2 separate regions of the Homo sapiens genome follow, and region 2 is linked to region 1. A link is a contact called in ENCODE Hi-C or POLR2A ChIA-PET data. All regions are on one chromosome and are shown on one strand. The core of a region is the stretch at or near the end of the contact, and the rest is flanking DNA. Distances in the headings are between cores, read along the strand shown. Region 1 holds the start of FAM221A (family with sequence similarity 221 member A). Region 2 overlaps IGF2BP3 (insulin like growth factor 2 mRNA binding protein 3).

Region 1 (4,685 bases), core at 809-3,308:
GAGCAACTACCTACCCCCACTCTTCTTTAAAGCAATAAAAAATAAAATTTATGTTTAATTAAGCCACTGTTAGTTGAATTATTCTGTTATTTTCAGAAGAAAGCATTCTTAACCTATACATCACAGCAAAATGCTGGCAAATCCTATCTCATAAACTTTCATGAGGATTGAATAAATAAAATGCCTAACACTTGCCTAGGCAATTTACATGTTCCTCTGTCCACCCTACTTCCTAGATCAATTTAGCTACACATTGGGAGGAAGTTATAGTTTGATTATACCTTTTTATTAAAGCAGAGGTGAGTACCATATACAGTATTTTAATTTGCAAATCTGTCAGCTTTATGTAAGGTCAGGATAACATTTTCTAGTTTGTTCCATACTCTTATTCGTCACGCTCAATATTTTTGTTGACTTCTTTGGCCAGAAGAGTTTACTGCTCCAGCATCTTCCTGGAAGAGTCCACAATTGGGCTAAATCTATTTTAACCATTTCCCTCTAGATTTTTAAATTGTACTTGCCTACACAGACATTCCCCTGCCACTTTTCTGTAAGCCTGCAGAGCCTGGCATTTTCTTCTATTTTTCTTTGTTAGTTCAGTTGCTGCCTAAAAGCAAGACTAGGCTCTCATAGAGGTAGAATGGGGCTGGGCGTGGTGGCTCACGCCTGTAATCCCAGCACTTTGGGAGGCTGAGGCGGGCAAATCACGAGGTCAGGAGATCAAGACCAGCCTGGCCAACATGGTGAAACCCTGTCTCTACTAAAAATACACACACACACACACACACAAAAGCCAGGCGTGGTGGCTAGTGCCTGTAATCCCAGCTACTCAGGAGGCTGAGGCAGGAGAATTGCTTGAACCTAGGAGGCAGAGATTGCAGTGAGTCGAGATCCCGCCACTGCACTCCAGCCTTGGAGACGGAGCAAGACCCCATCTGGGAGGTGTCGGGTGGAAGAGGTAAAATGGACAGCAGCAAACCACACGTGTGATAGGAGAGAATACTGAGCTGAGATCAGTTTCCTAAAATATGAATCCGATTTCAGGATCACTCATTTATCTGACTGTCAAGAACGCCTCTGAACAGGAGGAAGACTTTGGGGAGAGGGTGGGGTTTGTTGAAAGGGTACCGAGAAGGGAGGTGGGTGGTACCCAAACAATTTGTTTACATAATGTTTTATGGACCTGAAATATGTAGAACAGTACTTTGAAACTAAAGTACTGTACTGAAGTTTAATTATTTTTCTTATTGTTTGCATATTCTCCCTCCCAGATACTTTACAGAGGGCGCTAAAGCTGATCCCCTGGGAGCTTCAGAGTTTAATGACTTCGCCTGAAGATTTCCTATTCTTTTCCACAACGTGCTAAGTCAAATTATGGCCAAATTACCAATCGCATGGTAATTCAGCTTCTAAATATATTTTGCAGAGTGTTTCCAAAAGTTAAAAAACAACAACAAAACTTCACCTAAATTGTTTTTACTTGCTTCACCTTAAATCAGTTATTCGGTTCCTTTGAAGAACATGTAGCTTTAGCAACCCCCAAAGTGAACCCAGATACCCAGGACTACTGATTGTTACATCAGAGTTTTTGAAAACGCCAATACTGGAAACAGGCCGACAGTTAAGGAGAGGCAGGCCTCAAACTAAAGCAGAACCTTCTCAAAACTACTTATATTTCAAGAGATGGATTAAGCGAAAAGAGCTGTACAAAGAAATAAGCCATTTTCTATGCGCCTGTTATATGCAAGGCACTGCACTCCCTTGTCACTTGTTAATTTACAAGAAGACTCGCCGGTCCAGGGAAGGGAGAGGGGAATAGGTGCAAGGTTTGTGGAGGGCGGCAAACTGCACTCCATGTGGCGCGAGGCTGCGCTTGCGGAGATCCGGGTTCTGGTGCCTGGCGCCGGCAGCCAGTAGGGGCGCGCGTCCTGCGCAGTTGCCGCGCGCGGCCTCCTCGGGCTTCAGGCCGGGCCAATCAGGAGGCGGGCGGGAGGGGGCGCGGTACCGGGAGGGAACGGGGCGGGTCGGGCTTCGAGGTCAGCTGGTCCGCAGGGAAGCCTTTGGCTTCCCCACCGGCAATGGAGCGGTTGACGTTGCCTCTCGGCGGCGCGGCGGCGGTGGACGAGTACCTGGAGTACCGGAGGTGAGGCTGTGGCTCCGGGCCTGCCCCCCCGCCGCTCCGAGGGGCCAGGATCCCTGGGCTGGGGGCGCGAGCAGGGGCCCGGCGGGCGTCCGCGGGGGTTCCCGGAATCTGTGCCTGGGCTGTTGGGGGAGGCCTAGATGAATTCCAGTTTAGTCTTTGCCTAATTAAATATTGTAGGGCCACGCGGTTCTATGCAGTGATGAGTCTTCCAATAACATTTAAGAGGCCCCTCTGCTCCCTTCCAAGAAGGATGACTAACTCTAGATTGATACAGAGGTCCAGCTGTTTTTTAAATGGCCATTGAAAACAGGCACATCGAGTACTCGGGGCTATAGAAGTTAGCATACATCAAATTAACCCAGTAATTGAGTCAACCGTGAACTTCTGAACGCGCTCCCCACCCCGAGGTGCTGGTTTTAGGAGAAAGGCACCGACTGGTGTTTGGTATTCTGGAGAAACCCCTTCCGAAACTGGAAACGGAGTCGCTCCTTTGGCCTGAGGACGCGGTTCATTGTCCTGGATCCTGACCGAGGCTGGTGCACCTGCAGCGACGCGCTCTTTTTCCGCTTCCTGGGGTTTTTGATCGTCCGGAATCTGGGCGGATGGGAAGTCCTGGAGAGGACCGCCTGAGGACGCGGAGTTGGGGCGGGAGGATGTGTGTGTACAAGCGGAGGGGAGACGCTCCAGGCTCCGCCAGGGAGGCCGGAGCGAGCGACAGGGGCTCCTCTGCGGCATCGTGGGTGGCCCAGATGACCCAGAGGTGTGCGCGCAGACGGCCCCCCAGCTGACTGTTCTCCCCTGCTCTGACTGCCCTGTTTGTGTAGTTTTGGGTAACCCTTAGAACTGCCTGGATATTCTGAGCCAGAAGAATAAGGGCTAGGAGCTTGATGGGGTCAGTTCCCACGCCCGGTTCAGGGTCAGAACAACCACCATCCCGTCCTCTCCCAGAGCAGAGCCGGCTCCTTTAGCCTCCAGTTCTCCAGAGCTTTTGCCTGGGAGCAAGTTGCTGGAGCTGGTGTTGACTGATAACTTGGATATTTAGATATGTGAATTGTGGGCCTCCAGTTGACTCTTGCCTAGCTCCGAACATGTTAGGGCAGACCTATGTATGTAGTTATTTATTTTATTGAGAAATTATTTAGTTATTTATTTTATTGAGACGGGGTCTGACTCTTTCCCAGGCTGGAGTGCAGTGGCGCGATCTCGGCTCACCGCAATCTCCGCTTCCTGGGTTCAAGTGATTCTCCTGCCTCAGCCTCCCGAGTAGCTGGGACTACAGGCGGCCAGCTAATTTTTGTATTTTCTGTAGAGACGGGATTTCACCACGTTGCCCAGGCTGGTCTTGAACTCCTGGACTCAAGCTATCCACCTGCCTCGGCCTCCTAAAGTGTTGGGATTACAGGCCTGGGCCACCGCGCCCGGCTGGGAAATTATTTTTGCAATCGTAAATAACTTGCAACACTTCCCTCTGAAAGAGATTATCAGGTCCTTTACTGACGTCAGAATTTTAGAAAAGTGGGGAAAACAGGACTTGAGTACCTAGATATGAAAAGGTGGGCTGGGAAGGTGGGGTGGGAAGATGAGTCAAAATATGAGTTTAGAAGGAAACAAACTTTCCTTCCGAAGAGTTTTCCTGGATTTGCTCTTGCCTAGGTACTTCGGTGGGAGTCGGTTGGGAGGGGAAGCATGCAGCCTTGTTACTCACACTGTGGGAGGCCCTGACCAGTGTCCTGGCATCACCTGTTAGCTTGTTAGAAAAGCAGAATCTCAGGCCCACTGCAGACCTATTATTATTATTATTATTTAGAGTCTCGCTCTGTCACCCAGGCTGGAGTGCAGTGGCACTATAATGGCTGACTGCAACCTTGACCTCCTGAGCTGAAGCGACTCTCTCTTCTCAGCCTCCTAACTAGCTAGGACTACAGGCATGCATCTCCGCACCCAGCTAATTTTAAAATTTTTTGTAGAGATGGGATCTCACTAGGATGCCCAGGCTCATCTTGAGATCCTGGCCTCAAGCAATCCTCCCACCTCAGCCTCCCAAAGTGCTGGTATTACAGGTGTGAGCCACCACATCTGGCTTTATCATGTGTGTGTGTGTGTGTGTGTGTGTGTATGTATATATATATTTATTATTATTATTATTATTATTATTATTTTTTTTTTTAGATAGAGTCTTGCTCTGCTGCCCAGGCTGGAGTGCAGTGGCGCTATCTCAGCTCACTGTAACCTCTGCCTCCGTGGAAGTGATTCTCAGTGCCTCAGTTTCCAGAGTAGTTGGGATTATAGGTGCCCACCAAAATACTAATTTTTGTATTATTGGTAGAGACAGGGTTTTGCTATATTGGCCAGGCTGGGCTCGAACTCCTGACCTCAAGTGATCCTCCTGCTTCCGCCTCCCAAAGTCCTGGGATTACAGGCATGAGCCACTGTGCTGTGAGTCTTAATCTGCATTTGAGCAAGATCCCCTGGGGATTCTGTAAGTACAATAAAATTTGAGTTGCACTGGTCTAGAACTTAAATACCAATGACATCTTACTTT
Region 2 (4,685 bases), core at 1,415-3,914, 310 kb before region 1:
TTGGTTTTTTTGTTTTTTTTTTTTAAGACAGAGTCTTGCTCTGTCACCCAGGCTGGTGTGCAGCAGTGTGATCTCAGCTCACTGCAACCTCCACTTCCTGGGCTCAAGCCATTCTACCACCTCAGCCTCCCGAGAAGCTGGGATTACAGGCGTGTGCCACCACGCCCAGCTAATTTTTTGTATTTTTAGTAGAGACAGAGTTTTGCCATGTTGGCCAGGCTGGTCTCGAACTCCTGACCTCAAGTGATGTGCCCACCTCGGCCTCCCAAAATGCTGGGATTACAGGCGTGAGTCACTGCGCCCAGCCAGTTCTAGGTGTCTTTAAAAGTCCATAATAATATAAGCAAACAGGTATTTGTCAGGAATTTATACAAAAGATATAGAAGTGGAACAAGCATTACAAAAATCACAGTGAGATTAAAGTATTAATAAAATGCAAAGCGGGATATTTAATGCTTACTTGCCCCAACAAACACCTTGCCAACACACACACACACACACACACACCCTTCCAAGCACCAAAGCCAATGTCAGTCATTGGGGAGGGGTTTCTAGAAAGGAGTCACCTTGACTACTACTCATTGCAACAAGAGAGGCAAAAAGTCTCCACAGAATCACCCTTAGCGCTAGGGATATGGAGATGAAGGGAACATCCTTCAAACAGCTCAGCACAGTTTATACAAACAGGAACTACTTATCTGTCATGGGCAAGATCATCTCAGGAACTGTTCTTTTACATCTATTTGTGAGAAATGGCTATATTACAAAATGAAGAACAATCTGTATTGCAGGTTCCAAATAATCATTTCCAGTTAAATATTGATATATAATTCTAAAACAAAATAAAGAAATATCCACCTTAATGTATATTTCTCTAAAATGTTAGCACCGTAATTACTTGGATAACACTCAAACCATTCCTCACACTGGTGTGAAAATGACTGTCAAGTTAAGAAAGCCAGCACCACAGACCAGACCATTAATAAGATTGTAAACCATGCTGCATATCCCCTTTATCATCGAAAAGCCCCAGAGGGAAGCTCAGCCTCCATCATACCACACGGAGCAAAGCGTCCCAACTTTCTAGCCACTTTCAATGTTCACAAGTTAGATCCTCTAACATGGGGAGGAGATGATGCTTTAGGACTCCTAGGAGTCATGTGATCAGAGCCTCTGAGAGAGAACAGTCCAAGTTATCCGGCCACACTGGACTCTCTGAGAGAGAACAGTCCAACAATCCAGCCACACTGAAGTCACAGTGGAAAAACCGAATCCAGAGCTTAAGGGGCTTACGTTATGTTTCTCTTTGGCAATGCTGAGCTAGACTGATTTTTATTTTTAATTTATTTTTTATTTCAATAGGTTTTTGGAGAATAGGTGGTATTTGGTTACATGAATAAGTTTTTTTTTTTTCTTTTTTGAGATGGAGTCTCACTCTGTCACCCAGGCTGGAGTGCAGTGGCACGATCTTGGCTCACCGCAACCTCCGCCACCCGGGGTTCAAGCGATTCTTCTGCCTCAGCCTCCCAAGTAGCTGGGACTACAGGCACGTGCCTCCACCCCCGGCTGATTTTTGTATTTTTAGTAGAGATGGGGTTTCACTATGTTGGCCAGGCTGGCCTCAAACTCCTGACCTCGTGATCTGCCCCCCCTGGCCTCCCAAAGTGCTGGGATTACAGGTGTGAGCCACTGTGTCTGGCTTACGTGAATAAGTTCTTTAGTGGTGATTTCTGAGATTTTGGTGCACCCATCACCCAGGTAGTGTATACTGTACCCAACATGTACTCTTTTATACCTCACCCTCCTCCCACCCTTTCCGCCGAGTACCCAAAGTCCATTGTATCATTCTTATGCCTTCACATCCTCATAACTTAACTCCCACTTATGAGTGAGAGCATACGACGTTTGGTTTTTCCATTCCTGAGTTACTTCACTTAGAATAATACGGAACTAGACTGATTTTAAAAGCCGAGCAGAACAAGTCACACCCTACTATAAACTCTAAGAGATCCCTAACAAGTGCCCTGAAGGCCGTGTTCCACTCATCCTTTAAGGCCATTCTCTTCTCTCCAACCACACCAGCCTTCGTTCAGTCATGAATCAGGGCTGCTAACATTTGAGTGCTTTCTGGCAGCAGCATTGTCCCAAATGCTTTATCTACTTTAACTCAAATCCACACAATCCCATGAGGCAACATTATTCCATGTTATAGATGGGCAAGCTGCAGCACAGAAAAGTTCACAGTGTCAGAACTTGGACAGATAAATGCTGGAGAAATGATTCAAACTCCAGCTCACAGATTCCAGAGCCCATACTCTTAATCACTTGGTCTAATAAGTTGCCTCATTTCCCTATGCAATTTAAATAAAATATAAATACACCGACGGAAACCAGTTCAATCCTTACTCGGCCATTACCTGCACTAGAAAATCAAATCTGTCCATAGGCAGGTTAAGAGCTTTATTAACTCCCATGTATCCCCTTGCTCATGTTCCAAGTACTAAATACGATACTTCTATACATCTTAGTCAGAAGAAGGTACTAGCCAGCATTAACTTGTGCTACATTTTACTCACAGAAATGCTCATAAAAACATTCAAAATAGTTCAATGTTAGGTGGTTTTTGAACCACCTGCTTTCAAAACAGGGACTTCCCCCAACCCCTAGAAGAAACCACTGTCGCTTTGGTGGGGTCTCTCCAGGTGTTTTTAGAAGTGTGTGTGTCACACGAAAAGACGCTCTGCACCATTAGTCATTAGGGAAATGTAAATCAAAACCACAAGGAGATACCACTTCACCTCCATTAGAATGGCCATAATTTTTTAAAAAGAAGGAAAATATGATTCAAGGGGCATCATAAAAAGAAAAACAAAGGAAAATAATGAGTGTTGACACAGATGTGGAAAAATCAAAACCCTCATACATTGCTGGATAAAATGGTGCAGCTGCTATGAAAAACAGTACAGCAGTTCCTCAAAAAAAATTAAAAATAGACCTACCATATGATCCAGCAATTCCACTTCTGGGTATTGATATGGTTTGAACATTGTGTCTTCTTCGAATCTCATGCTGAAATGCGATCCCCAGTGTTGGGGATGGGGCCAGGTGGGAGGTGTTAGGGTCATGGGGGCAGACCCTTCATAAATGGCTTGGTGCCATCCTTGAGGTAACAAGTGATTTATTGCTCTGTGAGCTCACATGAGATCTGGTTGTTTTAAAAGAGGCTGGAACTTCCTTTTCTCTCTTGCTCCCTCTCATGCCATGTGACATGCCCACTCCCCTCTACCTTTCACCATGAGTAAATGCTTTCTGGGCCTTGCCAGAAGCTGAGCAGATGCTGGAGCCATGCTGGTATAGCCTGAGGAACTGTGAGCCAAATAAACCTATTTTCTTTACAAGGTACCCAGCCTCAGGTATTCCTTTACAGCAACACAAATGCACTAACCGAGTATACGTCCAAAAGAACTGAACACAGGGACTCAAAGAAGTACTTCTACACCCATGTTCATGGGAGCATTATTCAAAATAGCCAATAATTGAAAGGTGAAAGCAACCCAAGCATCCTCTGACTAATGAATGGATAAAACAAAACATGGTACATATAAACAGTCATCCCTCGGTATCTGTGAGGGATTGGTTTCAGCAACCCCCTACCTTGGATACCAAAATTCACAGATGCTCAAGTCCCTTATATAAAAATAGTATAGTAGAGGCTGGGCATGGTGGCTCAAATCCATAATCCCAGCTCTTTGGGAGGCCAAGTTATCACTTGAAGCAAGGGATCAATTGAGGCCAAGAGTTTGAGACCAGCCTGGGCAACATAGGAAAGACCCCATCTCTACAAAAATAAAAATAATTAGCCAGATGTGGTGGTGAGTGCCTGTACTCCCAGCTACTCGGGAGGCTGGGGTGGTAGGACTGCTTGAACCCAGAGTTAGGAGGATGCAGTGAGCTATGATGACGCCACTGCACTCCACCCTGGGTGACAGAGTGAGACTCTGTCTCCAATAGTGACGATGATGATGATGATAAATAAGTAAAAGTATAAAAAGAAAATGATTTGATATCGGGGGAAATTCACCCCCGATATTTCACATAGGTTCTTTTCTATATTCCCTAAGTGTCGGCCGGTCTGAGAAATAAAGGGACAGAGTACAAAAGAGAGAAATTTTAAAGCTAGGTGTCTGGGGGAGACATCACATGTCGGCAGGTTCCGTGATAAATGTCCATGAAATCTTCACAGTTTATGTTCTTCTGCCAAGGCTTCAGCCGGTCCCCCCGTTCAGGGTCCCTGACTTCCCGCAACAATTTTATATTATGTGAATTTCTCAATTTTTAAAAAGGTATGTGTATATGCTCATATATTCACATATATACCCAAAGAGCAATATTTGTTGAGTTTTAAATTTTCACACTAGAGTGTCAAATACTGTTTTAAACATTTTATATAATCCATCTTATTTATGCCTCAGAATGTAGCAATTATCCCCATTTCATATATGAATAAACTGAGGTCGATTTTAAGTAACTTGCTTAAGTATGACATTCCTTATCTTGCTACCCTCCCCCACCACCCCAATCTGTCATCTTGGTGATCCATCCGTGTTGGTAAATGCAAACCTTTGGAACTGCCACATGGAATTCAATAGGTGGGAGTCCCAGCTATTGATCTGCTATCTTTCTTT

What was found. A loop is a pair of places that touch in the nucleus more often than their neighbours do. ChIA-PET counts read pairs that join two places held with the same protein, here RNA polymerase II (POLR2A). Pooled maps may share reads with other maps.
Region 2: a pooled map shows a loop between it and region 1 (6-fold over the local background). The contact joins the enhancer-like site here to the promoter of FAM221A in region 1. A Hi-C loop is called at or near these places in 8 of 50 pooled maps. POLR2A ChIA-PET finds 5 or more read pairs at or near these places in 2 of 52 experiments (OCI-LY7 and activated naive CD4-positive, alpha-beta T cell).

Annotation. Positions count from the first base shown.
Region 1 is chr7:23,678,141-23,682,825 of GRCh38, forward strand. It overlaps FAM221A (family with sequence similarity 221 member A), which reads left to right and starts at 2,059. Exons shown (of 7, transcript NM_199136.5): 1 at 2,059-2,143. The coding sequence starts at 2,079. RefSeq lists a silencer at 1,993-2,282 and an enhancer at 2,613-2,862.
Region 2 is chr7:23,370,672-23,375,356 of GRCh38, forward strand. All of the region lies in intron 3 of IGF2BP3 (insulin like growth factor 2 mRNA binding protein 3), which reads right to left. Among named protein-coding and RNA genes, the nearest start is that of SNORD65C, 23 kb to the right of the region's middle. Within about 2 kb of position 2,665, at least 4 of the 41 ENCODE cell types and tissues checked have a DNase peak (open chromatin) inside an H3K27ac peak, as active enhancers do; they include OCI-LY7, where a contact is called at or near this core.